Linked DNA regions of Homo sapiens: region 2 is linked to region 1. A link is an interaction called in ENCODE POLR2A ChIA-PET data of the cell type or tissue named here. Cell type or tissue: GM12878. All regions are shown on one strand. Each heading gives the region's core, and the rest is flanking DNA. Links, peaks and the distances in the headings are about the cores only.

Region 1 (15,385 bases), core at 3,461-11,460:
CCTGACCTCGTGATCCACCGGCCTCAGCCTCCCAAAGTGCTGGGATTACAGGTGTGAGCCACCACGCGCAGTCAATTTTTTTATTTTTATTTTTTTAGAGATGGGGTCTAGCTGTGTTGCCCAGGCTGGTCTCTTAACTCCTGGCCTCAAGCAGTCTCCCCATCTCAGCCTCTCAAAGTGCTGAGATTCTAGGTGTGAGCTACCACAACTGGGCAATTTACTATGTTTTAATTGTATATCTAAACTGGGTGAAGTTTATATATATGATGTATATAAATTATACACAAATAAAGGTGTTTTGTTATAATGCAAATACCCGGCACTCTTTTATAACTAGCTATGATTCTCACATATTTAAAATCTCATCCACACATGTGAGGCCAAATCATGTAAGACTAAGACAGAAGTCAGCTTTTAAAAATTAAGAAATAATTAAATGTCACATACTAAATATCTTAAAAACCCAAACTGTCCTCTCTATACTTATTTTCCAAATAATGAATCCTAATAAGGGACAACAACAAATAATGATCCTGATAAGCAGGCTTTCACTGTCATTTGTTTATTTCATCCCACCTGTACAAACACACACTTTGGCCTCATCTGCATTTATAATTGCAAACATGAGTATCTGGCACAATATCTCCCTCCTTGTTTTTGTCCAACAGCAAGCATAAGAAAAAGGTAAATCAGAAAGCATAGTATATAATGTTTTTTTAAAAAAATATATTCATATGATAAACACGATTTCTAAATAGGGTTTAAACTAACCCTTAGAAATTAACAGTTCTTTTATATACACAAATGTACCATAGTACTTCAGATTAAATTCTGCAAGTCCTAAAATGCTATCCAAACTAGTTTGCTGAACTGGAATTGTTAAATTGGATACTGCTTAAAGTAGGTCACTGGCTCGGCCATGAAAGTATTTGGTAATGCAGAGATCTACTTGCAAAGTCATCTGTCATAATGAGATTTGACTTAGACAAAACCAGAGAAGCGACACCGGTTGGGTGTCAATTGTCAGCTGTATTTTATTCAAATAAATCTCATTTTAGATTTATCTCACTGCAGATTCTTGAACTGGGAAATAACAAGATGAAAGAAGTGTTTTCCAAAGAGTAAATCTGGTGTCCATGTTTAGAAAATGCCTCTTTGCTTCCTGTCCTTTGTCCCACACATCTACTCAGTCTCTAAAGCCCATTAATCCTTCTTTTGAAATGTCTTTCAGCTTCATTCCTTTCTCTCCACTTCTATTCTCACCACTGCAGTCCTAATTTGAGTCAGGAGGCTATAAAGGACAGGAAAACTAGAAAAAAAAGCCCAACTAGAGACCATTAGAGTAATCTAAAAGGGGAGTGAAGAGGACTCAGTCTAGAGCAATGGTTCTCAAAGTGTGGTCCCCAGACAGCAGCAACAGCACTTGGAATCCTGATAGAAATGTGAATATTCAGACCTTATCCCAGAACTAGTGAGCCAGAAATGCTGGGGGTGGCGCCGGCAATGTGCTGTTAACAAGCCCTCGGGGTGATTCTGACATAGGTTAAAGTTTGAAAATTAGTTATTTAAAGAAGCAGGGGCCAGGAGTGGTGGCTCACGCCTGTAATCCCAGCACTTTGGGAGACCGAGGTGGGCGGATCACAAGGTTAGGAGATCGAGACCATCCTGGCTAACGCAATGAAACCCCATCTCTACTAAAGATACAAAAAATTAGCTGGGCATGGTGGCAGATGCCTGTAGTCCCAGCCACTCGGGAGGTTGAGGCAGGAGAATTGCTTGAGCCCGGGAGGTGGATGTTGTGGTGAGCCGAGATCATGCCACTGCACTCCAGCCTGGGCAACAGAGTGAGACTCCATCTCAAAGGAAAAAAAAAAAAATGCTGAAGAGAAAGCAATGGGCCCAGATGAGGAGAGAACTTGGGGACCTGCTGAGAATGTCTTCCACAATGTCCCTCCAATCTCCAAACCACCCTATCAAAAAAGAACTCTTCTCCAAACCTATCTCTAGGTGTTACTGACTTTTGATACCACAACCCTCTACAGTGCTTAGGTTCAATCTTCCTTCCCCCAGTCTCCATCCAATATAATACACTCATCCCTCAGTATCCTTGGGAGATTGGTTCCAGACCTTTGGTGTATACCAAAATCCATGGTTGCTTAAGTCCCTGAAACAAAATGGTATAGAGACTGGGCACAGTGGCTCATGCCCAAAACCCCAGTGTTTAGGGAGGCCAAGGCGGGAGAATCGCCTGAGGCTAGGAGTTTAAGTTCTGCCTGGTAAGACCCAATAATTAAGACTCCATGTCTATAAATTTTTTTTTTTAATTAGCCTGACATGGTGGTGTGCACCTGTAGTCCTAGCTACTAAGGAGGCTGGGGCAGGAGGATCACTTGAGCCTAGGAGTTCGAGGCTGCAGTGAGCTATGATTGTTATCACTGCACTCCAACCTGGGCAAGAGACAGACTCCGTCTCTAAAAAATAGGCCAGGCGCAGTGGTCACGCCTGTAATCCCAGCACTTTGGGAAGCCAAGGCAGGCGGATCACTTGAGGCCAGAAGTTCGAGACCAGCCTAGGCAACATGGCGAGACCCTGTCTCTACTAAAAATACAAAAAAAATTAGCTGGGTGTGGTGGCACAGGCCTGTAATCACAGCTACTCAGGAGCCTGAGGCACAAGAATCATTTGAACCTGGAAGGTGGAGATTGCAGTAAGCCAAGATCACACCACTACACTCCAGCCTGGGCAAGAGAGACCCTGTCTCCATAAATAAATAAATAAATAAATAAATAAATAAATAAATAATAAAAATAAAATGGAGGGGCCAGGCGCAGTGGCCCACGTCTGTAATCCCAGCACTTTGGGAGGCCGAGGTGGGCGGATCATGAGGTCAGGAGATCGAGACCATCCTGGCTAATATGGTAAAACCCCATCTCTGCTAAAAATACAAAAAAATTAGCCAGGCATGGTGGCGGGCGCCTGTAGTCCCAGCTACTCGGGAGGCTGAGGAAGGAGAATGGCGTGAGCCCGAGAGGCGGAGCTTGTAGTGAGCTGAGATTGCACCACTGCACTCCAGCCTGGGCAGCAGAGCGAGACTCCGTTTCAAAAAATAAATAAATAAAATAAAATGGAGAAGTATTTGTGTATAACTTGTGCAAATAACCTAATGCCCCCTCCTTAGGTACACATCTTCCTGTATTCTTTAAATGTAATCTCTAGGTTATTTATGATATCTAATACAATGCAAATGCTATGTAAGCAGCTGTTGTACTGTATTATTTAGGGAATAATGTCAAGGAAAATAGTCTATATGTGTTCAACAGAGACGCAATTTTTTTCCTGAATATTTCTGATCCATGATTGATTGGAGTCATGGATGTAGAACCCATGAATATGGAGGACCGCTGTACTAATCTTGTTGAGGCTCTAGGTAGTCAAGGAAAAAAGACACATACCACAATGTGGAAAATTATGATTAAAAGAGTGCTTCAAATCAGTGGAGAAAAGATGAATTATTTCAGCAAATGATTTTTTAATAACTGGCTAGTCACTGTGGGAATCCAGAACAGGAAGCTATATATTCCTTACTGTATGTTTTTTTTTCCTTTTTTTTTTTTTCGAGACAGAGTCTCACACTATCGCCCAGGCTAGAGTGCAGTGGTGCACGCGATCTCAGCTCACCACAAGCTCTGCCTCCCAGGTTCAAGCAATTCTCCTGCCTCAGCCTCATGAGTAGCTGGGATTACAGGCGTCCACCACGGTGCCCGGCTAATTTTTGTATTTTTAGTAGAGACGGGGTTTCACCATCTTGGCCAGGCTGGTCTCGAACTGCTGACCTTGTGATCCATCCGCCTCGGCCTCCCAAAGTGCTGGGATTACAGGTGCGAGCCACCGTGCCTGGTCCTACTTTATGTTTTCTTACTCCATATATCAAAATAAAATTCCAGAAAAATCAAACACATCAATTTAAAAACAAAAAGAGCTGGGTATGGTAGCATATGCCTTAAATCCCAGCACTTTGAGAGGCTGAGGCAGGAGGATCACTTGAGCCCAGGAGTTCGAGATTGCAGTGAGCTATGATCATACCACTGCACTCCAGTATGGGTGACAGAGTGAGACTGTCTCTTAAAATAAAAAAACTAAAAAAAATTAAAGAAATATGACAGTAGCAGATGAAACCATGGGTAAAAATATTTTTATAATCTTGAATTGAGGAAGACATTCCTAAAAGCATGATAAACCCACCCCAAGGGAGTAAGAAATTACTAATACATTTCACTACATAAAAATCTAAATCTTTTCTATGACTTAGAACAATTTTGATTAAAAAGTCTGATAATGCAAAGGTGTGTAGACAGGCACGATCATATACTGATGGCGGGATGCAGAGTGCCTTTCTACAGCACAATATGACAACATCTGCCAAAACCTGAAATATGCATCTCTTTGATATAGTAATTCCCTTTTTTTTTTTTTTTTTTTTTTTTTGAGACGGAGTCTCGCTCTGTTGCCCAGGCTGGAGTGCAATGGCGCAGTTTTGGCTCACTGCAACCTCCGCTTCCAGGTTCAAGCAATATTCCTGCCTCAGCCTCCTGTGTAGCTGGGATTACAGGCACCCGCCACCGCACCCGGCTCATTTTTGTATTTTTAGTAGAGATGGGGTTTCACCATGTTGGCCAGGCTGGTCTTAAACTCCTGACCTCAGGTGATCAGCCCATCTCAGCCTCCCAAAGTGCTGGGATTACAGGCATGAGCCACCATGCCCAGCAGCAATTCCCCCTCTAAGGGTGGATTTTACATACACTTACACACACACACACCTCACAAGTATACAAATGTATTTATTTAAAGTTGTTTTAATCTAACAACTACTTGTTAGATTAAAATAAGAGCCAGCCAGGAGTGGTGGCATACACCTGTAGTCCCAGTTACTTGGGAAGCTGAGGTGGGAGGATCATTTGAGCTCAGGATTTTGAGGCTAGCTGGGGCAACATAGCGAGACCCTGTCTTAAATAAGTAAATAAGATACGCCATTATAAAACATTTTGTATATCTTAATCCCCTGTTGGTCAAAAATATACAAATAAATATATAAAACATATATATTACATTATACATTATCTGCGTGTATATATAATGTATACAATGTATAATACAGTGTGTGTGTGTGTGTGTGTGTGTGTGTGTGTGTGTGTGTGTGTGTATGATATACCTGAAAGCATGGAGAAAAGTCTGGCAAGACATCCAACAGCCTTTAAAAATAGGTACCTTTGGCAGAGTGCAGTGGCTCACACCTGTAAATTCAGCACTTTGGGAGGCCTGGATCACTTGAGTCCAGGAGTTCAAGACCAGCCTGGGCAATATAGCAAGACCCAATCTCTACAAAAATATTTTTAAAAATTGGCCGCGTGTGGTGGCACCCACGTGTAGTCCTAGTTACTCGGGAGGCTGAAGCAGGAGGACTGTTTGAGCCCAGTAGTTGGAGACTGAAGTGAGCCATGATCACACCACTGCACTCCAGCCTGGGAAACAGAGAAAGACCCTGTCTGGCTGTCTTAAAACAAAAACAAAAACAAAAAAAAAGGACACACCTGAGGAATAGGATGCAAGAATTTTCCATTTTCTACTTCATAAACATCAAGTTTTTACAAAGAGCATAAATTGCTCTTATAATAAAAAATAAATCTGATCATGTCATTCCTTTGTTCAACAAGTTCAAAAGCCTTCCAGCCCACAGACAACACAGTCCAAACTCCCCAGTGAGATGTAAGGATGGTTCAGCTATGCCACCTGACACCTCACCCATCACCAGGGTGAACTCCCCTGATGGGGCAGGTAAGGATGGGGTCTCTGTTCTCCCTCCTCCACTGTATCTTTCCTGAAGCCTGGTGCCATATGGTCCTTAATGGTCAACTCTGATAACCTTTTGTGTCATTTGCAAAGCTTTTGTCATAATGGAGCACACTGCTACTACATTCCAACTTGTTCTTTTCAGAACAATGTTGACAAAGCTGTTCAAATAAATTAATAAATTTCTTCTCTGCTTTCATGGAGAAGTAAATTCACATGCCAATGTGTAGGTGGATCAATAAAACCTCCCCTTCTAAAAGCCAAAATCTAACATTATGCTTTCTGGCTAATAAATATTAACTTTTTTTTATAGACATTCGTTGGCATATATCTGGCATAGTATGTAACACATGACTATAAAAATTACAGTTGTTTAGGCACAAGAGAAGACTGGGGGAAGTTTTCTTAGAAGTGATGAGAGGTGGAGCCAGTTTTGTGATCTCCTTGGCTGGGGCATAATGGATGATGCACACTGAGTAGCTGGACAACATCTTGATGAAGTCCTACCATTCATCTCACAAGCCCAGACTCATGTTGCTGTCAAGGTAAAGAGATTATCACACCACCTGTATGCTAGTGCAAGTTTGATCCAGGGCTCAGTTAATAAAAACATCCTATCTCTGCAGGAAATGTAGATGCTTCTAAAAGAGGTAACGCTATGTGGGAATAACAGATTGTCTCCTCTGATTATCCATAACAACCATGGTTTCTTAGTATTCACTGGGTATTACCTGTGCTTTACTCTAAGCTGTTCCTTATGGCCAATGATTGTCCTCACAGACTTCCTAAGAATTGGCCATTGGAAGAGTTCCCTGTGGCTAAAGATTTGGAATCTGAAGTCTCATAAAGTTTTGGCCATGATCCTGGCATTGAGTGGTTGACCATTTACCATAAGAAGCACCAATGTGTTCAATACAACAGATCGTGCTTTCTGAAGCTGGTCTCATAGTCATGTTTATATGTTTCTAAGACAATCAACTCAGTAAGACACAAGGATTTGGGGCTGCGGATAGGAGGGGTACAGAGGAGCTACACTGCTTAGAAGGCCTAGGCTAAAGTCACCAGCTTAGTTACCTGGTGATGACATGGATGAGCCACTTTATCAATAACATCCGCCTTGAGCATGAGGGTTACAGGTTGTGGTACTTGTAAATTTTGTTGATATCCATCTCCCCTATCAAATGGGGTACCTTATTCATTTCTGTATTAACAGTGCCTGGCACAGAGTAGGTATTCAGTGAATGTTGGCTATATTAATGAAGCACAGGTATAAGGAAATACACATCATATAATAAAGGGGCAAGTGAGCAAAACTGATAATTGCCTACTAGATGGCATGAGGTGGTAAACTCAGTTACTTAAAGGATAATGTTAGGCTGTGGGCTCAGTCACAATGTAGGTCAGTTAAATTTATGGGTGCTTCATGGTCACAAATCATGGTTACATCGTAATCATGGCAATTGTGGTAATATCATTATTTGTTTTGCAAATGCCTGGAATCCAGATTTGGCTAGGGGTAAACTTAGGTTCAATTAGAAAGCTACATTTCCCAACTTTTCTTAAGAAGAGAGGTGGCTACATGTCACAGCTCTGGTCAATCATTAGATGAGGCACACCTTTTATACCTCACTTGGGAGGGTGCGTGGTCTGAAACGGAAGCAGAGAAATGGCCTTGCCACCATCAAGGATGGATCAAAGGAATTTGAGATATTAACAACACTGGGAGTGACTACTTATTTCCCAATTTTCTGGTGTGTAGGAAAAAATAAATCTTTATTTGGTTAAAGCAAAGTTGGATATTCCATTACACAGAGCCTAATTTATTTCTAATTGATAAAATCACAGAGGTAGCAAAAAGAGTTATGAGGCTGCTGTAATAATCTATGTATCCTAATAACTGAATGAGTAGTCAACTTCTTTGTGGTAATATAATTGTAAAGATTTCTGGAGTGTACGGCCTCATGAAACGACAACACTCTAGCTAGCAGCTTCAATAATGATTTGAGATGATCTAACCAAATCAAAATGTTTGGAAAGAGTGTTGATGCTTACATGCTCTCCGAGACATACTGCAGTATCATCAGCAATAAGACCAACTAAAACAGAGCAACATCCAGCCTCATACGAAATTAGCAAAAATCTCCTCTCAACTACATGCAAGTGGTAATCAAAACCAAGTGGAAAAGAAAAACTGAAAACATTTCAAAAAGCACCTGCAGAAGAATGCTACTATTCCAGCTGCATATTAAACTTCTGTTTATCAAACATGTTCAACATTCAACATCTGGCCTTTCCACAAGCTAGTGCTTACCAATGAAATGCTAAAGAACACTTTTCGTTTAAGTAACAGCCACTGGGAAATCTTAAGCCAACTCAAGGGCAGTTTGGTTGTAGTTCATATTTACTTCTGAAGAAATGAAAGTGAAACAGCTGTTTTAACCTTCAATAATTTATACACAAAACTCTCCAGCCATGGGTACTACACATTTAAATTCTGGGCTTCACAACACTTTCATCAACTTCTTCTTCAAACTGTTTTTGTTTTTTTAAATATTTCATATACAGTATTTTCTCCTGTACTTGAGTATCTGCTATCAAAATACTATATTTCATCAATTTTGAGATTCATGGTTTTTTTCTTTACAAGTTAACATTTGTGAAATCTGGACAGATTTTACAATTAATGACATCTTACAATTAATTGGCAGCATTCTTTCTTTCTTAATGGAGCATAAAATACAATATGTCTTAGGAATGATGGCATCTTAAATTCCATAAAATATGGTAACAGCAATCCCTAACATTTACTAGATGCGTACTGTGTAGGACTCATAGTGCTTTACATATAATTCATCTGCTTATCAAAGCATTCCATGAAGTAAGTACTACTGTCATCCTGTTTTTAAAATTTTTTTTATTTTTAATTATTATGAGTACATAATAGTTGTATACATTTACGTGGTACATGTGATGTTTTGATACAGGTATACAACATGTAATGATCAAATCAGGGTAACTGGGGTATTACCTCAAGCATTTATAATTTCTTTGTTAGAAAAGTGCCAATTCTACTCTTCCAGTTATTTTGAAATATACAATAGATTATTGTTATCTATAGGCATCCTATTGTGCTACCAAATACTAGATCATATTCATTTTATCTAACTGTATTTTTGTACCCATCAACCATTCCCACTTGTCATCCTATTTTGTAGAGAAGGAAACGGAGAAGTTAAACAACACAGTTCACTAGCAGTACAGCTCAAACTATCTGACTCCAAAGTTTAAGCTCTTAACAACTGTCCTAACTGAAAGCTCAAAAATACTCTTCTACTTTTCTCCATTCATAATAAAAATGGTTTTTATTTCAAAATGCTTTTGTTTTGCCCTCATTCTTGACAGATGGTTACTTTTCTTCCAGCACTTTGACGATGAATTGTCTTGTGGCTTCCACTGTCACTGAAAAGTCAGCTATCAGTCTGCAGTCTGCTTTTTCTCTCAGGACTGTACTAGGATCTTGAATTTGCCAATGTATCCAGGTGATATTTCTCTTTCTTTACCCTGCTTGAGCTTCCTGATTCAGACGATTTAGTTATTTCATCAATTTTGGAAAATGTCTTCAAATACTGCCTCTCCCCCAGTGCTTCTATTCTCCTAGAACTTTGATCAGATGTTATATGAAACCTTCTAATTCTATCTTCCATGCATCTTAACCTTTCTTTAACATTTTCTCTGTCTCTATGGGTTTTATGTGGACAATTTCTTTAGCTTTATCTTCTAGTTCAGTAAGTCCTGCTTCACTTGTGTCTAATTTGCTTTAAGATTAGACTTGTCTACTAAATGCCAAATTCAATGATGTTGTTTGCTTCTGAAATGGTTATTTTTTCATTCTTATTTTCTTAATTGATAAAAATTGTATTTATCATGCACAGCATGTTTTCAAGTAGGTATAAACTGTGGATGGCTAAACTGATGAAATGGTTCTTTTTCAAATATATCTGATTATTATTATTTTAGCTAGTCAAATACCTCTATAGTGGCATACACCAGTTGCAAAACCCATCCTTGACACACAGGACTTTTGGCCTGATTATTCCTGATAGTCTCAGTTGCCATCTTACACCTTAAAGTTAATTGGCAGCATTCTTTCATTTACAATTTACAATATCTAATTACATTTACATTACACTTACAGTATCTGTTTTTAGCCAGGCATGGCGGTCTGCACCTCTAATCCCAGATACTCTGGAAGCTAAGGCGAGAGGGTCATTTGAAGACCAGAGGCCGGCATTTGAGACCAGCCCAGGACACAGAGCAAGACCTTGCCCCTAAAAAAGTACTAAAAAATTAGCCAGGCATGGTGGTGCATACCTATAGTTCTGGCCACTTGGGAGGCTGAAGTGGGAGGATCACTTGAGCCCAGGAGTTTGAGGCGGCAGTGAACTATGATTTCACCACTGTACTTCAGTCTGGGTAACATAGCAACAACCCATCTCTAATTAATTAATCACCAAAACCATAAAAAAACACAATTTCCTTAAAATATTAAATATACTTATTCTATGTTCAGTTTCCAATAATTACAATATTATAGACTTTTCAAATCTGTTTTTTTTTTTTTGAGACAGAGTCTTGCTCTGTTGCCCAGGCTGGAGTGCAGTGGTAGATCTCAGCTCACTGTAACCTCTGCCTCCCAGGTTCAAATGATTCTCCCACCTCAGCCTCCCAAGCAGCTGGGATTACAGGCACATACCACCATGACCAGCTAATTTTTGTATTTTTAGTAGAGATGGGGTTTCTCCATGTTGGCTAGGCTGGTCTCGAACCCCTGACCTCAAGTGATCCAGCTGCCTCGGCCTCCCAAAGTGTTGGGATTACAGGCGTGAGCCAACACGCCTGGCCTCAAATCTGATCATTTTTGTTGGTTCTGCTGACTCATTCACTGTAGCTCAGTGTTTTGAGTGTTTTGTGACTCTTCATTTTCGACTTCTGAATAATTTTATTTGTGAGACATATTTGAGTCCTAAGTAAGGTGTATTTTTCTCCTGAGAAGATTTATGTTTCTCTGGCAGGTTCCTGGAGGCACTACTAACCCAAGAACAATTTAAATTTTACACTGCACAGATAGTATGAATTCAAGTCTCACACCCATACACGGGCCAGTTTGTGGTTATAAATTCTCAAGGAAAGTTTTTTTTTAAGTTTCATTATAAAAAATGCTAGACACAGAAGTAGACAATAATATAATGAACGTTCAAGTTCCCATCGTCAGCTTAAATAGTTAACTCCCGGCCAACACTCTTTCACCTGTATCCCTTATTGGTATCCCTGCCTTCACATTAGTTTTAATGCAAGGACATTTCATTGATAAATACACTGGTAAATACCTATCTCTAATATATTTTTAAAAACCGTTAAAAATTTATAATACCATCATTACACTTTAAAAACATTAGTAACAGTCCCAATACCATCAAGTAATCAGCCAGTATTCAAACTTCCAACTGTCTCGTAAATGTCACACAAGACTTTGCTTTGCTGTGCTTTTTTTTTTTCTTTGCAATTTATTTGTTGAAGACCCCAGAGCTTCACATAATCTGGATTTTTCCAACTGTACCCGATGGTGGTACTAATATGCTGCTCTGTCCTCTGTAATTCTTATAAATTACTATATAGCTCTAGAAGCCAGATCTGTTTGTATAGGAAAGGGATGGTATATGGTTAATGTAGTGTTAGCAAGTGGTATCCAATAGCTTTTTTAAAAAATATCATCATGCTTTGGGAGGCTGAGGCGGGCGGATCACGAGGTCAGGAGATCGAGACCATCCTGGCTAACACGGTGAAACCCTGTCTCTACTAAAATAAAAAAAAAAATTATGCGGGTGTGGTGGCGGGCGCCTGTAGTCCCAGCTATTCAGGAGGCTGAGGCAGGAGAATGGCGTGAACCCGGGAGGCGAAGCTTGCAGTGAGCCAAGATCGTGCTACTGCACTCCAGCCTGGGCGAGAGAGTGAGACTCCGTCTCAAAAAAATAAAAAAAACTTTATTGGTATTCAGATTGTCTCATCATTGGATGAAGAGAGTCTTCTCTTGTATGTTCTTTGGTTCTTTTGATGTGATCCTGATCACAGTCTTTTATGACTTCCTTGTTACGTGGTGTAGCCGGTTCCTGTATCAGTGATTTCTCCAAATAACCCTGCTTCCTGTTAGTGAGAATTGGTATTCCAAGACCACAATTTGGGGACTAGGGTTACACATTGCTACTGGTCACTGTTTATAGGATTTTTCAATTGAATGGGTTAGGAGGTGTTTTTTGTCTAAGATAAAATATATCAATAATTCATACCACAACTTGTAATTCAAAATTAAGTTAATCGAGAGAATGAGAAGATAAGTCAAAGACTGGGAGAAAATACAAAGATACATCTGATAAAGGACTGTTATCCAAAATATACAAAGAATTCTTAAAACTCAGCAATAAAAAATAAACAACCTGATTAAAAATGGTAAAAGACCTGAGCAGACACCTCACTGAAGAAGATATACAGATGGCAAATAAGGATACGAAAAGATACTCAACATCATATGTCATTAGGGAACTACAAATTTAAAAAAAAAAAAAACAATGAGATGCCACTACACACCCATTAGATGCCCAAAATGCAGAACACTGACACCACCTAATGCTGGTAACGACATGGAGAAACAGGAATGCTCCTTCATTGCTGGTGGGAATGCAAAACCGTATGGCCACTTTGCAAGACAAGTTTGGTAGTTTCTCACAAAACTAAACTTACTCTTACCATTCAATCCAGAAATTGTGCTCCTTGACATTTGGTCAAATGAGGTGAAAACTTATGTTCACACAAAAACCCACACATGGTGTTTGCAGCCGCTTTATTTTTATTTACTGAAACTTGGAAGCAACTAAGATGGCCTTCAATAGGTGAATGGATAAACTAGAGTACATCCAGGCAATGGAATATTATTCATGCTAAAATGAAATGAGCTATCAAGCCATGAAAAGATGTGAAAAAACCCTAAAATACATACTACCAAGTGAAAGAAGCCATCATGAAAAGGCTATGTGATTCCAACTACATAACATCTGGAAAAGAAAAATCTACGGAGACAGTAAAAAGATCAGTGGTTGCCAGAAGACAGGGAGATGGAGGGATGACTAGGTGGAGCAGAGAAGATTGAGAGCACTGAAACCACTTTGCATGATTCTATGATGGATACATGCCATCATACATTTGTCCAAACCCATAGAATGTGCAACACCAAGAGCGGACCCTAATGCAAATGAACTTTGAGTAATAATGGTGTACCAACATAAGTTCATCATTTATAACAAATAGACCTTTCTGGTGTGGGATGTGACACTGCGGGAGGCTGGCAGGGACACAGAACAGGCAAATATGATAACTCTATACTTTCTGCTTAATTTTACTGTGACCCTAAAACTGCCAATTAAAAAAAAAAGTCTTAACGCTGGGCGCAGTGGCTCACGCCTGTAATCCCAGCAATTTAGGAGGCTGAGGCGGGTGGATTATTTGAGGTCAGGAGTTCACAACCAGCCTGGCCAACATGGTGAAGCCCCATCTCTACTAAAAATAAAAAAATTAGCTGGGTGTGGTAGTGTGTGCCTGTAATCCCAGCTACCGGGGAGGCTGAGGCAAGAGAATCGCTTGAACACGGGAGGCGGAGGTTGCAGTGAGCCAAGATCACACCAATGCGCTCCAGCCTGGGTGACAAAGTGAGATTTCATCTCAAAAAAAAGAAAAAAAAAGTCTATGAAGAAATCAAGTTAACAGGGTTTTATTTAACCTCTTTTATTTTATATTTGTATCTCCTTTCACCCATGTTGGGAATCTGGATCTCAAAACAGTGGAAATTATAAAGTACCACATAATTACTCATTTGTTTTTTTCTGACAATATACACTCAACAACAATCTCAAAATAGTACTAACAAGATCACTGGTATGTTCCACATGAGTACAGTTGAAGGACTTTGTTGTTGTTGCTACTGTTTGTTGCAGTTCTTTTTTCACTCTCAGGGCATATACCCACTAAGAATGTAAAGTTCGAATTAGTGAGGTTTAAAATTTAGGTTTACTTGTTTCTCATTTTCCATTTAAAAAAGCTATCAACCATATTTAAGGCAGTCTAGCTTCTCTCCCTGTCCCCTCTACCCTATTTCCTTCCTCCTTCTCTCATAATTTTTAAGCTTGTATGATTTATTCTTCCATTAAAAAAATATAAATTGGCTGGGCAAGGTGGCTCACACAGGTAATCCCAGCACTTCAGGAGGCCAAGGTGGGTGGATCACCTGAGGTCAGGAGTTAGAGACCAGCCTGACCAACATGGTGAAGCCCCGTCTCTACTAAAACACACACACACACACACACACACACACACACACACACACACACACAAAAGTAGCCGCCGGGCATGGTGGCAGGTGCCTATAATCCCAGCTACTCAGGAGGCTGAGGCAGGAGAATTGCTGGAATCTAGGAGGCGGAGGTTGCAGTAAGCTGAGACTGCACCACTGCACTCCAGCCTGGGCAACAGTGTGAGACTCTGTCTCAAAAACAACAACAACAACAAAGAAAACAAAATAAATAAGTTGCAGATACTGAGATCAAAATATGTAGAAGCTCTTGCATTCATAGTAAGTGGAAGAACAGAGCACAAACACCACTGGGTCTGTAGTCAGAAGGCCCGCTGTCCAGTTCCTGCTTCACCACCTATTAGCTGGCCTTGAGGAACTACCTAATTTTTCAGAGCTTCAGTCTCTTTTCTGTATGATGTGAAAAATAGTAAATATCCACCTTATAAGGTCGCTGTGAGGATGAGACGAGATAGGAAAGTCTTTTAAAGGTACAACTTTTTATGAGTTCATCCTTGGAGTGAAGGTTTCTGAAGATTAGCCAAAAATAATTCCGTTTATTAAAAGTTTCTTTCACTCTTAAGTACAAGGTAAGCAGGAATAATTTTAAAAATATTTCTTTATTAACAAAGGACCCTCGAGAAATAGGAGAGAAAAGCTGAACTCAGAGTTCCCAGCATCTCCCAGGAGGACCAAGAGGTCCTGAAAAGTATTATGTCTGGTCTCTAGTCTGGGTCACCAAACGCTGTACATCTGTAACGGAGATGGAGGCCAACAGCAGCCTCTGTGATGAGGGCCCTGCCTACATCTCCAGCTCCTCTCCTAATTCCCTGCCTCCCTCTCAGTCTCCAGCCTCACTAGCATTCCCAGGTCCCCCAAGGCTTCAAGCTCTTTCCTCCCTCAGGACCTTCACACATAGCTAGCCCCTTTGCTTGAAGGCTCTGGACCCAATGATCACCTGGCCAATGCCTACTTTTCCTTTAAATCTTTGCTTAAATGTTACTTTGTCAGAAAGGCCTTTCTGTCCTCTCAGACTAAGCCAGGCTCCCCCCAGTTAATCACTCTTACAGCTCCCTGTATTTTTCCTAAAATGCACTTACCAGTGTTTGGAATTACATATATAATTGTCTTTCTCCCACTAGA
Region 2 (15,385 bases), core at 3,163-11,162, 200 kb before region 1:
GAGAAAGAGAAAGAAAAAGTAAGCAAGCAAGGAAAGGCAAGAACCTTAGAGAAAGCGGGCACTTTTCTCATTAGAGACTTGGGGATCAAATGCCACCACAGTAGGGCAGTCCCAGCGCTGCCTCACAAGGTTTGGTCAGGAAAAATAATCCAAGGGGTAAGAGAAAGAATAGGTGAGAAAATTGCCTTGAAAGGTTCAATCTACAAACCCCAAAGTATGAGAGGAAAAATCAGGCGAAGACGGACATAATTTTCTTTGATGTCACGTAGTAACCAGCCTGACGCTAGGATATGGAATGTGTCTGATGCATTTTGATGGAAGGAATTCTGGGACACTGTGCTCTAGTGGGTGCACTAACAAAGAAGAGATGGTGCTTCGCTAGTGACCTTCGGCTATTTACAAGCTGTCGTATCTCTAAACCCAAGAAAATACTGACTGTATTGTACTTTCCACTACAGCAAAACAAAATTTCCTTAGTCCACCAAGTGGTTTCCCTGAAATTTCTCACCAACACAGAGCTTTAGCTCAAATTAAGCCATTTAGTTCAGTTCAATGAATATTTATGGACAGTGTAATCTGTGCCAGGCCCTGTGTTAGGAGCTGAGGTACAAGTAGAGGTAAGACATGCCCCTTGCCTGTCACCTGCTTTTATCATTCATGCAAGGACAACCCTTTGCCTGCCTCATGCGTCTTTGCTAGAATTACTCTCTCTCATTCTCCACACACCCTAATTCATGGTCTGTTCACGACTTTTGGCTCCATTCTTACATCCTTGAGGAAATGCTCTTAAATTAACTTGTCCTTACACTGATCCTGCCTTCACTCTCTCTGTTTACAGTTCTGTTTTCTGCTCCTCTTTTTGCTATACATTAAAAAACAAACTAGTTTCTATAATTATTTTTAAAAAATCACCCATAATTGGCCATCCTAACACAACTGTTCTAAGTCCGTGTCCACATGTACACTTGGTATCGACACAATCATAATTGCAGCATAGATACAATTACTCTTCTGTCATTTTTATAATCTCCAATATTTATTCAGCTTTACTTTTCACAGGGATATACCAAATAAATATTACAAATTTTGATAAATTTTAAACATAAAAAGTGAAATTTTATCAGAAATGCATTTTCTAAGAAGATGAATTACTTTGTTTCTAAATGAGTTCAGATATCCACGGTAACCAACACTCCTTACTATAATGAGAATTTTCGCTACCATCTTATTTTAAATTTCTTTGTTGACATAAAGCACTAAGAAATTTGACTCATATAAATAAGTAGATGGGAACAGAAGGAGTCTTGTTATAACTTACTTCTCGAATTTCTTTTAAAGTATATGTTCCTTCCCCTAGCCCAGTAACACAGATACTAAAATATAATTTTTAGATAGGTCATTATCACCTAACAATTCAATTAGGTATTCTTTCTCTCTGTCTCCCTCTCCCTCTCACTCTTCACCTTGGCCTCCCAAAGTGCTGGGATTACCAGGCATGAGCCACGCACTCAACCTCAATTAGGTATATTTTCAATTTTGCTAAAAGGACAGAATTAGAAACCATCTGTTTTACAAAAGAATCAGTAAGGATTAGTTAAGCAGTCATTAGTCATTCAAATTCTTAATTTTGAGATAATGTAACAAAGAGGCTTTATCAAGACATATTAAGAAACTTTCAATTATTCTTGCTACTCTTTCACTTAGAGGTATCCTTTTTAGTTCAACATACTTAGCATCAGGAAAACTGAAAGACTGTTCATTTCATTACATCTTCGGCATTTAATTTATTAGAAAAAATTTTTTAATTTCTATATATGCTTTAAATATATTTTCATCAAATAATCTATTCAAAACAGGCAGCCAAATCTAACTTTCAGACCTAAAATGTATTCTTCAATTCAAACAAATATAATAATGCTAACTAAGGAAAAAAAATTATTTTTGAGACGGAGTCTTGCTCTGTCGCCAGGCTGGAGTGCAGTGGCATGATCTCAGCTCACTGCAACCTCTGCCGCCTGGGTTCAAGCTATTTTCCTGCTTCAGCCACTCCAGTAACTGGGATTACAGGTGCACACCACCACGTCCAATTAATTTTTTGTATTTTTAGTAGAGACGGGGTTTCACCATGTTGGAGGCTGGTCTTGAACTCCTGACCTCAAGTGATCTGCCCTCCTCCGCCTCCCAAAGTGCTGGGATTACAGGTGTGAGCCACTGTGCCCAGACAGGAAAATTGTAAGTGAAATAAATGACAAAACACATCTATCTTATAAGGCAGATTATAAATGGTCAGGTCACAATTAAAATGAGACCTAATAATGTTTATCTATTATTTAATAAGTTAACAAATATAGAAACAAGCTAATAAGTCAATATTTCTCTTTAATATGGAATAATATAATGCATAGCTAAATTTACAAGTTACTTATGAAACAGGAGTATGACAAAAATAATAAAATTTCTTCAGTAAATACGTATATATGTGTATGCTTAACTCTGATCCTTTAGCCATTAGAAGTAAGAAAGAATCGGCCAGGTGCAGTGGCTCACGCCTGTAACCCCAGCACTTTGGGAGGCCACGGTGGGCAGATCACCTGAGGTCAGGAGTTCAAGACCAGCCTGATCAACATGGTGAAACCCCATCTCTACTATACAAAAATTAGCTGGGAGTGGTGGCATGTGCCTGTAATCCCATCTACTCAGGAGGCTGAGGCAGGAGAATCGCTTGAACCTGGGAGGTGGAGGTTGTGGGAGGTGGAGGTTGGGCGACAGAGTGAGACTCCGCCTCAAAAAAAAAAAAAAAAAAAAAGAAGAAGAAGAAGAAGAAGAAGAAGGAAATACAGCATAAGGACACCTTTGTTAGTAATCAAGGGAGGCCCCGCCATGTTTGGTACCCTGGTGTTTTGCAGCCCAGATGAGCACAGAGCTGACCTTCTTCTATATCAAGTGCAAGAAAAGTTATTTCGAATTTAAGTCAGTTATCAGGCAGATCATCTTTAAGAATGAAAACAGTTGGTGGAAGCTAAGGATCTACAAAGTAATTCCGTTAAAATATCCAGATCAAGATCAAGAACACCTTGAAGTCTTTGCTCACCCCCTGCACGTGCAGTAGGAGGATCACGGGGTTGGCGCACAGTCAGCCGCTGCCATTTGTCCAGGGTCACACTGTCACCTAGAACCAGCAATTTCATGTCTTCCCAACTCTTTTTTTTTTTTTTTTTTTGAGATGGGGTCTTGCTCTATCACCCAGGTGGGAGTGCAGGGGCACAATCTCAGCTCACTGCAACCTCCGTCTCCCGGGTTCAAGTGATTCTCCTGCCTCAGCCTCCCCAGTAGCTGGGATTAGAGGCGCATGCCACAACGTCCGGCTAATTTTTGTATTTTTAGTAGGGACAGGGTTTCACTACATTGGCCAGGCTGGTCTCGATCTCCTGACCTCGTGATCTGCCTGCCTCAGCCTCCCAAGGGGCTGGGATTACAGGTGTGAGTCACCGCGCGCGGCCCAACTCGTTTTTTGAGTGTGCGTAGAACAGTATCTTCTTTAGAAGATAAATTCTAAATGTTGTCAGTTTGAGATGAAACTATGATGGTGTGTGGTATCTTTTCCATTTTAAAATTTTGTTTTGAAATCACTGTTTCCTCACCAATTAGATTCTGCTTACAGCATGTTTTCCAGTTCTGAAAGAGCTATGATTTGCCTGCCAAAAAATTCTTGAAGAATGTTAAAGGCATAACCTTACTTGTTCTAATTCTATTTAAATCAGATGAAATACTAATATCAAATGAATTTTTATCAATCTGCACTATAATTTTAGTTCATTTTTTCTATAGAAGGCAATTTTATTAATATGAGTACACTAAAACATTTCAAACTAGTACATATTTTAACAGATCATAACCTCAGCCATGTGTACCACTCACAGCATGCACAAGCATTTAAATAGGGTTTTAAAAATTCCCGGCGGTAGGAGAGCAGTTTGCCATTCATACACACGTATTGAAAGACTGCTGGCTTCATGCTGGTGATCAAAAAGTTTCAGATTTTGGGGCATTTTGGATTTTTAGATTAGGGGATGCTCAACTTGTAGTTAAAAGGTGGAAACAATCCAAGTTTATCCATTTCAGCAGAAAAGTGGGTAAACACACTGTGGTATATCTGCACAATGGAGTATTACCCAGCCTTAGAAAGGGATGAATTCTGATATGTGCTATAGCATGTATGAGCCTTTACTGTGTTAAATAAAATAAACCAGACACACACACACACACAAAAAAAAGGAAGACTGCTTTGGAGCCAGAGAAGTTAGAGGCCTGGCTCTGCTATTTAGTAACCATGTGGTGAGCTCTGGAAACCCACTGAAACTCAAGAAGCCTCAGATGTCTCATCTGTAAACCAGGGATAAGAATATTTACCTACCTTGTACAGCTGACATAAAAAAGGAGGGTAATGCAGGTGCAACCCCTACCACAGGCCTAGAGAGGTAGATTTCTAAAAAGGTAATTTTCTCTACCAACAACTTACCAGAACCATATCCAGGTATTGGCCCTTTGGTTTGAAGGTCTGGGAGCCCCACATTCAATGCGTTGGGTACCATGTTGTCCAGATGCGGCTTGGGCCCAACAGGATGAGAGGGCGAGTGCTTCATGCCTGGCTGCCTCTGCTGCTGCTGCTGCTGCTGCTGCAGTGCACTCACCATTCGAGCCAGCTGAGGGCCAAGAGAGACAGACACGTGATAAGCACGGCCCCGAACTTCCCAGGAAAAGACTGTGCCCGGTTCTTTGCCATCAGAGGCTAAGCCGGGATGTACTCCTCCAACACAGCACTGGAGGGACCCTGCCTACCCACGTACCTGCTGCTCTTGCTGTTGGCGTACAGCTTGAGAAATCTTTCTCTGGTTCTGTAACAACTGCTGCTGTTGCTGCTGCTGCAAGAGAAGCTGACATGCCTACAAAACAAGGGGGAAAGACAGAAAACCAAAGTTTCCTGAGATTGATTTACTGAGGACACCTAAAGGGTCTGTGCACTGAAGTACAGGTCACACAATCAAAAGTATCCAGGAGGGAAGTAACACCAAATTCCCGGTCTCTTGGTTACATTTTCCTCCAGTTGAGCTGACAACCCTTAAGCACACTCCATAGTTTGCAAAGAAGTGTGGACTAGCACCCTTTGAACATAGAAAGTGGCAAAGATGTGGGAAGCAAATCAAAGCTAAAGAAAAAAAAAAAGCAAATGACCTTTTTAGCCACAGGAAGAAAATCTTCTACTTACCAACTGAAACTGGGGAATTTGTGGAAGCTGGCTCAGCATGGCAATTTGTTGAGGAGATAACTGGGGCCCCACATTGAAAAGACCTGGACTCAGGCCACTGTTGGGAAACTGCTTGAGCATTGAGGCAGAAACCTAGCCAAAAAAATAAAAAAGAAAGAAAAGAAAAGGAATCTTCAGAATTTATCAAAATAAAACTGTTTTTCTGTGAAAAGAATCTTGATGAATCTAAAGCAAGAGTTGTCAAACTTTTCTGTGAAAAATATATAACAGGAAAAATACACTCAAGGGTTAACAATGATTATCTTGGAGCAGTGAGATTACAACAGTTTTTAAATTTTCTTCTTAGACTTTCCAATTTTCTACAATAAAAAGTATAAATTTTATATTCAGGAAAACATCTTCAAGAAAAAAAAATTGATGACAATATGGCTTTTATCCAACCAAGAAATTATTACTGGAAATGTGCCATAAAACAAAACATGCTACATTGCATAAAGCTAATAAATAATACTTACGTGAAAGTATTTCTGTGCTACAAGTAAGACAAATATATTAACTTGTAAATAGAAGACATGAGTTTCAATGCATGGCTTCTGATAGCAAACACCCACAGAGTGGCAGTGTAAAAAAAGAGCCAGCATCAAAGAGCCTGGAAGGTCACTGACCCGGCAGGGTCCTTCTCCCTGTTCTCAGGAGTGAGCTAGGCGAGGCTGCAGGAAGCTCTGGCGACAGAGGATTCCCTCCTATCTTTGGTTTGCTCCTCTAAGATGATTTAAGTAAGAAGAAGTGAGTTTCCCTGCACCCTCATCTACTGAACCCACTGGACTAGTTGGGGCCATGGAGAACAAGCTTAAGAACGTGTCCGTGAGTGCCAAGTAGTGTAGCACAATGGCCAAGAATTTAGTCCTAGAGGCTGGGCACAGTGGCTCACACCTGTAATCCCAGCAGTTTGGGGGACTAGCTTGTGCCTAGGAGATTGAGAACACCTGGGCAACATAGCGAGCTATCATCTCTTTAAAAAAATAAAAAGGTTAAAAAAAGACTTTAGAGCTGGGTGTGGTGGCTCACGCCTGTAATCCCAGCACTTCAGGAGGCTGAGGTGGGTGGATTACCTGAGGTCAAGAGTTCAAGACCAGCCTGACCAACATGCAGAAACCCCGTCTCTACTAAAAATACAAAATTAGCTGGGTGTGATGGCGCATGCCTGTAATCCCAGCTACTAGGGAGGCTGAGGCAGGAGAATTGCCTCAAGCTGGGAGGCGGAGGTTGTGGTGAGCCAAGATGGTGCCATTGCACTCCAGCATGGGCAACAAGAGTGAAATTCCATCTCAAAAAAAAAAAAAAAAGACTTTAGTTCTAGAGGCAGACTGCCTGGGTTTGTAATCCCAGCTCTGCCTGCCTCCCCAGTTTTGTTTTTTTTTTTTTTTTGTTTTTTTTTTTTTGAGACAGGGTCTCACTCTGTCACCCAGGCTGGAATGCAGTGGCGTGATCATGGCTCACTGCAGCCTTGACCTCCCGGCTGGTCTCAAACTCCTGGGCTCAAGCCATCCTCTCAAAGTGTTGTGATTACAAGTATGAGCCACCGCTCCCAACCCAGCTCTGCCATTTCTTTTTTTTTTTTGAGACGGAGTCTCGCTCTTTCACCCAGGCTGGAGTGCAGTGGCGCTATCTTGGCTCACTGCAAGCTCCACCTCCTGGGTTCACGCCATTCTCCTGCCTCAGCCTCCCGAGTAGCTGGGACTACAGGCGCCCGCCACTGCGCCCGGCTAATTTTTGGTATTTTTAGTAGAGACGGGGTTTCACCGTGTTAGCCAGGATGGTCTCAATCTCCTGACCTCATGATCCGCCCGCCTCGGCCTCCCAAAGTGCTGAGATTACAGGCGTGAGCCACCGCGCCCGGCCCCAGCTCTGCCATTTCTAAGCTGACTCAGAGCAAGTTACTCATTTAGCCTTTCTGACCCTTACTTTCCTGATCTCCAACTGGAATGACAACAATATTAACTTCAGTCATTATTAGATTTTATGAGTTAATCAATGTCAAATGCTTAGAGATGTCCTCCATAAATGTTCACATTATTCCACAGGCTGATTCTTCAAATGTCTTCAGACAATGATTACAGTTCCCTTGCATCTCATCTTCAGGCTCAATATGATCAGTTCTTTCACCTGTATCTCCTTCCATTTCTTGGTGAAGAGCCAAGAACAGAAAGGTATTTTCTAGAGTAGTCTAACACCAAGTAGACCCTAAGCATTCTGTTAAAAGCTGTGCTTTCATGAACAATGCCTAAGATGTCAATTTCTCTGGTGATTGTAACTCCTGATTCACACACTAAGCTTAATGTTAGTTAAAATCTATAATATTTAAAAACATGCTTTTGTTCCCTCATGTAATATTTAACCCATGTAGCTGGGTTTTTTTTAATGATTTTTTAAATTTATTTTTATTTTTATTTTTATTTTTTGAGATGGAGTCTCGCTCTGTTGCTCAGGCTGGAGTGCAGTGGCGCAATCTCGGCTCACTGCAAGCTCCACCTCCTGGGTTCACGCCATTCTCCTGCCTTAGCCTCCCGAATAGCTGGGACTACAGGTGCCTGCCACCATGCCCGGCTAATTTTTTGTATTTTTTTTAGTAGAGACGGGGTTTCACCATGTTAGCCAGGATGGTCTCAATCTCCTGACCTTGTGATCCACCTGCCTCGGTCTCCCAAAGTGCTGGGATTACAGGCGTGAACCACTGCACCCGGCCTATTTATTATTATTATTTTTAGATAGAGTTTCACTCTGTCGCCCAGGCTGGAGTGCAGTGGTGTGATCTCGCCTCACTGCAAGCTCCACCTCCTGGGTTCAAGCAATTCTTCTGCCTCAGCCTCCTGAGTAGCTGGGACTACAGGCACGCACCACCACACCCAGCTAATTTTTGTATTTTTAGTAGAGACGGGGTTTTACCATATTGGCCAGGCTGATCTCGAACTCCTGACCTCGTGATCCACCCGCCTTGGCCTCCCGAAGTATTGGGATTACAGGCGTGAGCCACCGTGCCTGGCCTTTAAATTTTTATTGATTTTTTAATTTGAGCTTAAGACCTTACGTATATCTTTATGAGCATGGCATATAGAAGATGCTCCATAAATATCTATTAAATGAATGAACCTCTATCATATTTAACTTCACAGTCACCCCACCAAGTTCTTGTTGATCCTATTATTCTACTTATTCCCAGTTTGTGTTCCCCCATCCCGTCACGGATGGGAATGCTGAACTTGATAGAGCTGAGGATAATCTAGTCATATGCCGCTAAAGCTTCCTTTCAATATGAAACGATCAGCCTAGGAATCGTCAGTTACTAATCCACACAACTGTTTTAATGTTTAGCCAATATATTTCCATCTCATCCAAAAGAGAGAAGTTGTCAAACGGCCTGTTAAAGTAGAGTACAACAACTATATTGTTCTTCTATGCCAGTATTTCTACCAATCAATGAAGGGAATGTATGAAAACTTGTTAGCAAACTATGATTATTGATTACTGCCATACGTACTCAAAAGCAATCTTCTTGATAATCTAGATTCTTTCCTGGAATTGGGACCAAGTTCATTAGTCTTCTAGCTACTTTTTCCTTATTTCTCCTTTCAGAAATCATTTTAAAAATTTCCCCAGGCTGGACATGGTGGCTGACACCTGTAATCCCAAGCACTTTGGGAGGCCAAGTCGGGCGGAGATCACTTGAGGCCAGGAGTTTGAGACCAGCTTGGCCAACATGGCAAAACCCTCTCTCTACTAAAAATACAAAAATTAGCTAGGCATGGTGGCAAGCGCCTGTAATCCCAGCTACTCAGGAAGCTGAGGCACGAGAATCGCTTGAACCCAGGTGGCGGAGGTTGCAGCAAGCAAAGATCGTGCCACTGCACTCCAGCCTGGACACCAGAGAGAAACACCATAAGGAAAAAAAAAAAAAGGCCGGGCGCGGTGGCTCACGCCTGTAATCCCAGCACTTTGGGAAGCCGAGGCAGGTGGGTCACGAGGTGAGGAGATCGCAACCATCCTGGCTAACACGGTGAAACCCCGTCTCTACTAAAAATACAAAAAAATTAGCCGGGAGTGATGGCGGGCGCCTGTAGTCCCAGCTACTCGGGAGACTGAGGCAGGAGAATGGCATGAACCCGGGAGGCGGAGCTTGCAGTGAGCCAAGATCACGCCACTGCACTCTAGCCTGGGCGACAGAGCGAAACTCTGTCTCAAAAAAAAAAAAAAAAAAAAAAATTCACCATTCTCCTCAATTTCTTATAGTGGAGGGGTGCTTCTTTCCCATTTCTGATCTGAGGCTCCACACAGAGGACATCCACCTTTATTTTATCATAGAACTTAAGGCCCTTAAGGCCTCTTTCTCCTTCTTGGAAGCAAACCTGGAGAGAGGACTGCCCCATTACGGTGACTCTGGGTTAAGGCTGGAATTCGGTATTAGGAAGTACGCACGTTCTCCATTATCTGCTTTGTTGGTAGTAAAGAGGGTACTGTGGCCCCAATATGTTTTCCTCTTTTGCCTTAAACATTCAGAATGCGGGCAGGAAAGATGGGTGTCATTAAACTCCCCTCGAAGACTCCCAGCACTCCTCAAAAATCACAGACAGGGAGGGCTCCACAATTCTCTTCACAAATTCTTTCTCTGCTCTAGGATCTGTCTTTTGGTTTGAACGTCCTTCTTCTTAATATAAAAAACAAAAGCAACAAAAATTTTTACCTCCACTCTGTAAACCCTGGGCATTACACAACTAGTCCAAGGCAATGATTCCTTTCCTAGTCACCAAACTGCATCAAACCAAACTCTAAAGGTTCTTTTAATCTACCTCATTTTTTTTTGCAAGTCTCAGCTTTCTCTGTGTTTTATTCATGCTTGCTTTTACCCTTACTATCCATCTTCTGAAAATGTCCCATTATAAACTAAGTTAATCAGAAAGCTTCCCCATCTCCATTGCATCTTCTCATTTCATCATTCTTTGGCATCACGGTCAGAGTTAAATTCCTCAGTTTCCTAATACTTTTGAACCACCATCTCTGCTACATTCTCAAGACTACATGCCTATCTTTTCTTTCTTTCTTTTTTTTTTTTTTTTTGGAAATGGAGTCTCACTCTGTTGCCCAGGCTGGAGTGCAATGGCATGACCTCAGCTCACTGCAATCTCCACCTCTCGGGCTCAAGCGATTCTCCTGCCTCAGCCTCCTGAGTAACTGGGATTACGGGTGCCCGCCACCACGCTTACCTTTTTGTATTTTTTAATAGAGACGGGGTTTCACCATGTTGGTCAGGCTGGTCTTGAACTCCTGACCTCAAGTGATCCACCCACCTCGGACTCCCGAAATGCTAGGATTACAGGCGTGAGCCACCATGCTTGGCCCATCTTTTCTTTGACACTCTTCTAGTCTATAAACATTTGACCAAGTTCAGGTTTCCTGTACTAGGCTCATCAGCTCATTTTCTCTCAAGATCTGTCACTTTCACTCCACCCATCAACTCTGTCATTTTGGAAAGTACTCTAATTTCAAGTAATAGTTCCCCCCAGCTGCTTCCTCTCTATCCTCTAAGAGATGCTGAGTGTTACCAACCAATTTAAAAATCTGTTTGACTTTCTATTTTAATAGGTGTACTCCAAGCACACGTGAGCACCAAGTGAGCACACCACTACAGGGCATGCTGCCTCTGCACCAGTTTTAGGGCGAGCATGAGGAACACGTCCTCCACAATTTCCCCCAGATAACAACTCCTCTTCATCTCTGCTCTGAATTCACACAAAATGTCACCAGTGTGACTTAACTTACTGTCTCTGATATAATAATTTCAAACTCACTATAATTTGAGTCTGGGGGAAAGGAGGGTGAGTATAGATATATTCTGTGCTATTGAAACCATGTTCCAAACCGGATTCTTATCCCACCATACCTCAAGGATCCATAAAATCTTATGTACCACCTTCAGTGTGAATCCTAAATTCATCTCAGTTAGCGACTGTATTTGGTAACATAGTGTTGCCCATAAATTCATGCCCACTGGGAACCTCAGAAGGTGATCTCATTTGGAAATAGAGTCTTTGTAGATGCACTCAAGTTTAAGACGAAGTCATACTGAATTAGGGTGGGCCCTAATCCATTAACTGGTGTCCTCATATGAAGAGGGAAATTTTGAGACAGAGAAGAAAAAGCCATGTGAAGATAGAGACACATACGGGAGAACATCGGATGATGATGGAGGCAGACAGTGGTGATTTCAGACTGAAAAGCCTCCAGAACTGAGCTCAGGTTGATTGATTGATTGATTGACTGATTGACTGATTGATTTTTTGAGACAGGGTCTCACTCTATTGTCCAGACTGGAGTGCAGTGGCACGATCATGGCTCACTGCAGTTTCGGCTTCTTGGGCTCAAGTGATTTTCCCAACTCAGCCTCCCAAATAACTGAGACTACAGGCATGCACCACCATGCCTGGCTAATTTTTGTATTTTTTTTTTTTTTTTTTTTTTGTAGAGATGGGGTTTTGCCATTTTGCCCAGGCTTGTCTCGAACTCCTAGGCTCAAGTGCCTGTCTCAGCCTCCCAAAGTGCTGGAAGTACAAGTGTGAGCCACTGTGCCTGGCCTTTTTTTTTTTTTCTAGGTAGAGCAGACACTTTGGTCATAAAGAGATCTGCAGCACCCAAGTCTCTCACACAAAGTTAACTGCACTTTCCCAACAATTCTACCTTTGAAATCATTCTGATATGCATCTTCCCATGACTTAATATATATTAACTGCGCTCAAAATACATGTGCGGCACAGCTATTGATGCTCAGGCTCCAGCAGTGAACACAGCAGGCCCAGACCCTGCTGCTGTGAAGCTTATTACACTCCTAGGGGCAGGGCAGACAAGGAGCAAGCATGGGAGACACAGTAACAGGGCAAGAACCCATTATTCCCCACCATTCCCCTACCCCCCTCCGCCCCCGCCCTCAGGCATTCCTACTACTCAAAATTAGCTAAAGAAACCACCAAAGTAAAACCTGCCCGTGACCCAGCAGTACCATCGAGAAATTCATCCTGGGAGACAAACATGAGAATATTATAGCAGGCCAGGCACGGTGGCTCATGCCTGTAACTCCAGCATTTTGGGAGGCCAAGGTGGGCAGATCACGTGAGGCCAGGAGTTCGAGACCAGACTGGCCAACATGTGAAATCCTGTCTCTACTAAAAATACAAAAATTAGCCAGGCATGGTGGCTGGCAGCTGTAGTTCCAACTACTTAGGAGGCTGAGGCAGGAGAATTGCTTGAACCCGGGGGCAGAGTTGCAGTAAGCTGCGATCACGCCACTGCATTCCAGCCTGGGCAACAGAGGGAGACTCTGCCTCAAAAAAAAAAAAAAAAAAAAAAAGAAAAGGATATTATAGCAGCACTGCTCATAACAACAAACATCTAGAAGCAATCCAAATGTCTATGAACAGTAGACCTGGTAGTAGAATAGGTAAATTATGGTATAGTCATATAATGGAATATCATATGAACCATAGCTGCCCAAATCCACATGGGAATATATTTGAAATAATACAAGTAAAAATAGCACAACAAAAGAAGGAGGCTCTATACTATATGGGTTAAGTGCAAAAAAGGCAAAATGAAAACAACAGATTGTTTAAAGACAGAGAGACACATGCAGAAAGAATATAAAGAAAAGCATAGGAAAGTGATCTTTAGAAGCCACCAGCTCGTATGTTCCATAAACTGACAATTTTAGAGACAATAAAAGTGTAATTTTTGAGAAATTCCTATCCCAGCCGTGCTCAACTTCTCCTTTCTTAGGATTGCAAATGTACTGCCCCTCTCCAAAGAATACAGAAGGACCAGGGAAAAGCGCCACTAGGCTCCAGGCAAACACCTGCTCACGCCCGCCTGGGCTGCAGAGGAATCACGGTGGTGCAGGTCTGCACATTCTCCATTTCAGGGAGTTAATTATTCTGGTTTAAAAGCCCTTCAATCTCCTGCTGGATTGGAGAAAGTAAAGATCTTGTTGCAATCGATATGGCATTTAACAAAGCACTGCAGGTGCAAAATGACAGCAATTTAAAGTCAGGACAAAAGCCTGCTGGAATATGTTACTTTCTCAATATTGTATTTGAGTAACTGGAGGAAACAGGCATGGTAGAAACCCAAGGCCCGGAATATTTGTAACAAATCTTAGAAGTTTCAGTGTCATCCTTTTTTTTTTTTTTTTTGAGATGGAGTCTCACTCTGTCGCCCAGGCTAGAGTGCAGTGGCACAATCTCAGCTCACTGCAACCTCCACCTCCTGGGTTCAAGCGATTCTCCTGCCTCAGCCTCCTGAGCAGTTGGGACGACAGACGGGTGTGCGCCACCATGCCTGGCTTTTTTTTTGAGACGGAGTCTTGCTCTGTCGCCCAAGCTGGAGCGCAGTGGCACGATCTCGGCTCACTGCAAGCTCCGCCTCCAGGGTTCATGCCATTCTCCTACCTCAGCCTCCTGAGCAGCTGGGACTACAGACGCCTGCCACCACACCCAGTTAAGTTTTTGTATTTTTAGTAGAAATGGGGTTTCAGCATGTTGGCCAGGCTGGTCCCAAACTCCTGATCTCAGGTGATCCACCTGCCTTGGCCTCCCAAAGTGCTGGGATTACAGGCATGGGCCACTGAGCCCGGCCTCAGTATCTTCTATGTTTACATTAACTACTGATTGCCCCTATAATGTGGTCAAAAGGAATATAAAATCTGGTATTTATCAAAACCTTTTAAAATATTAATGTGCTTTGACCCAGAAATTTCATTTTGGGCAACTAAATTTAGAAAAAATGTGGGCAAGGGTTTATGTATAAGGATTTCTCTGCAGCATTATTTGTAACAGGGAAAAATTAAAAACAATTTAATACTCAACAGTGGGGGAAGGGAATGTTAAGTAAATCAAGGTAAATCTACCTGATGAAACATCATTATGATCACCGTGAATGCTACATAGCAACAGCAGAAAATTCAAGGACACAATGTTAACATCAGGTTCTAGTGACCCTGAGTGCAATAATGTGAAAAGCATCCCTGTATATGAATAGTGTCTGAATAGGGAATTAGTAAAAATAATTCCTGTCATTGTATTTGGGTTGGAGGTTTCTTTAAGAATTTGTTTCTCCGCTATCCAAACTGTGTGTGGTTATCTTGTCTTTTTCATTTTTTTTTTTAAGACAGGATATCACTGTCACCCAGGCTGGATTGCAGCGGTGTCACCATGGCTCACTGCAGCCTCAACCTCCTGGGCTCAGGTCATCCTCTCACCTCAGCCTCCCAAGTAGCTGGGACTACAGCATGCACCACCATGCCCGGCTAATTTTTTGTATTTCTGTTAGAGACAGGTTTTGCCATATTGCCCAGGCTGGTCTTGAACTCCTGGGCTCAAGCAATCTGCCCATCTTGGTCTCCCAAAGTGCTGGGATTATAGGAGTAAACCACCGTGCCTGGCCTTTTCTTTCTTCAGAGTTACCCAACTGCTTCATTTTTTAGAAATACAGAAATGTTGGGAAAAGACAGAATAATCCAATATTTAATATTCTGCTCCCAGTATGCATTAAATAAATAAAACAAAATTCAAAAATGGAGGGAACACAAGTAATTTTCTTTTTTGGGTAGAGCAGACACTTTGGTCATAAAGAGATCTGTAGTACCCAAGTCTCTCACACAAAGTTAACTGCAACTTTCCCAACAATTCCACTTTTGAAATCACTCTGATATGCATCTTCCCATGACTTGATATATAGTCACCGAGCTCAAAATACATGCCCTGCTCAGGCTCCAGCAGTGAACACAGCAGGCCCAGACCCTGCCACTGTGAAGCTTATTATACTCCTAGGCGCGGGGCAGAGAGGGAGAAAAGACAAGGAGCAAGCGGGTCGGGGGGTGGGGGAGTGACAGGGCAGGCTGCACACTGTACGTAGCTGCCCTGAGAAAGCTCCTAGGGAAGGTGGCAGAGAAGCAGAGAGCTGAAGGAGATAAAGACTGAGCCATGCTGCCATCTGGGAAGGATGTTCTAAGCGTATGCTTGGTGTGTGGGGGCCACTTGGCTGGAGCAGCATGAAGGTATGGGACAGTGACCTGTACTT

The links. Peaks named below come from ENCODE experiments on the same cell type or tissue, not always from the same donor. Only the 100,000 strongest peaks of a DNase experiment are listed, where the experiment ranks them.
Region 2: POLR2A ChIA-PET joins it to region 1 with 5 read pairs; 2 of 35 experiments call an interaction of 5 or more read pairs at or near these places.

What each region holds. Positions count from the first base shown.
Region 1 is chr22:40,087,485-40,102,869 of GRCh38, reverse strand. It overlaps a transcript of TNRC6B not described here. Among named protein-coding and RNA genes, the nearest start is that of TNRC6B-DT, 51 kb to the right of the region's middle. RefSeq lists an enhancer at 926-1,446. In GM12878, for the core only: no CTCF peak of the experiment used is centred there; a DNase peak (open chromatin) is centred at 8,180; H3K4me3 peaks cover 295 bases; H3K27ac peaks cover 339 bases.
Region 2 is chr22:40,290,468-40,305,852 of GRCh38, reverse strand. It overlaps TNRC6B (trinucleotide repeat containing adaptor 6B), which reads right to left. Exons shown (of 23, transcript NM_001162501.2): 13 at 5,267-5,398; 14 at 4,848-4,943; 15 at 4,520-4,703. Among named protein-coding and RNA genes, the nearest start is that of ADSL, 48 kb to the left of the region's middle. In GM12878, for the core only: no CTCF peak of the experiment used is centred there; a DNase peak (open chromatin) is centred at 4,482; H3K27ac peaks cover 666 bases.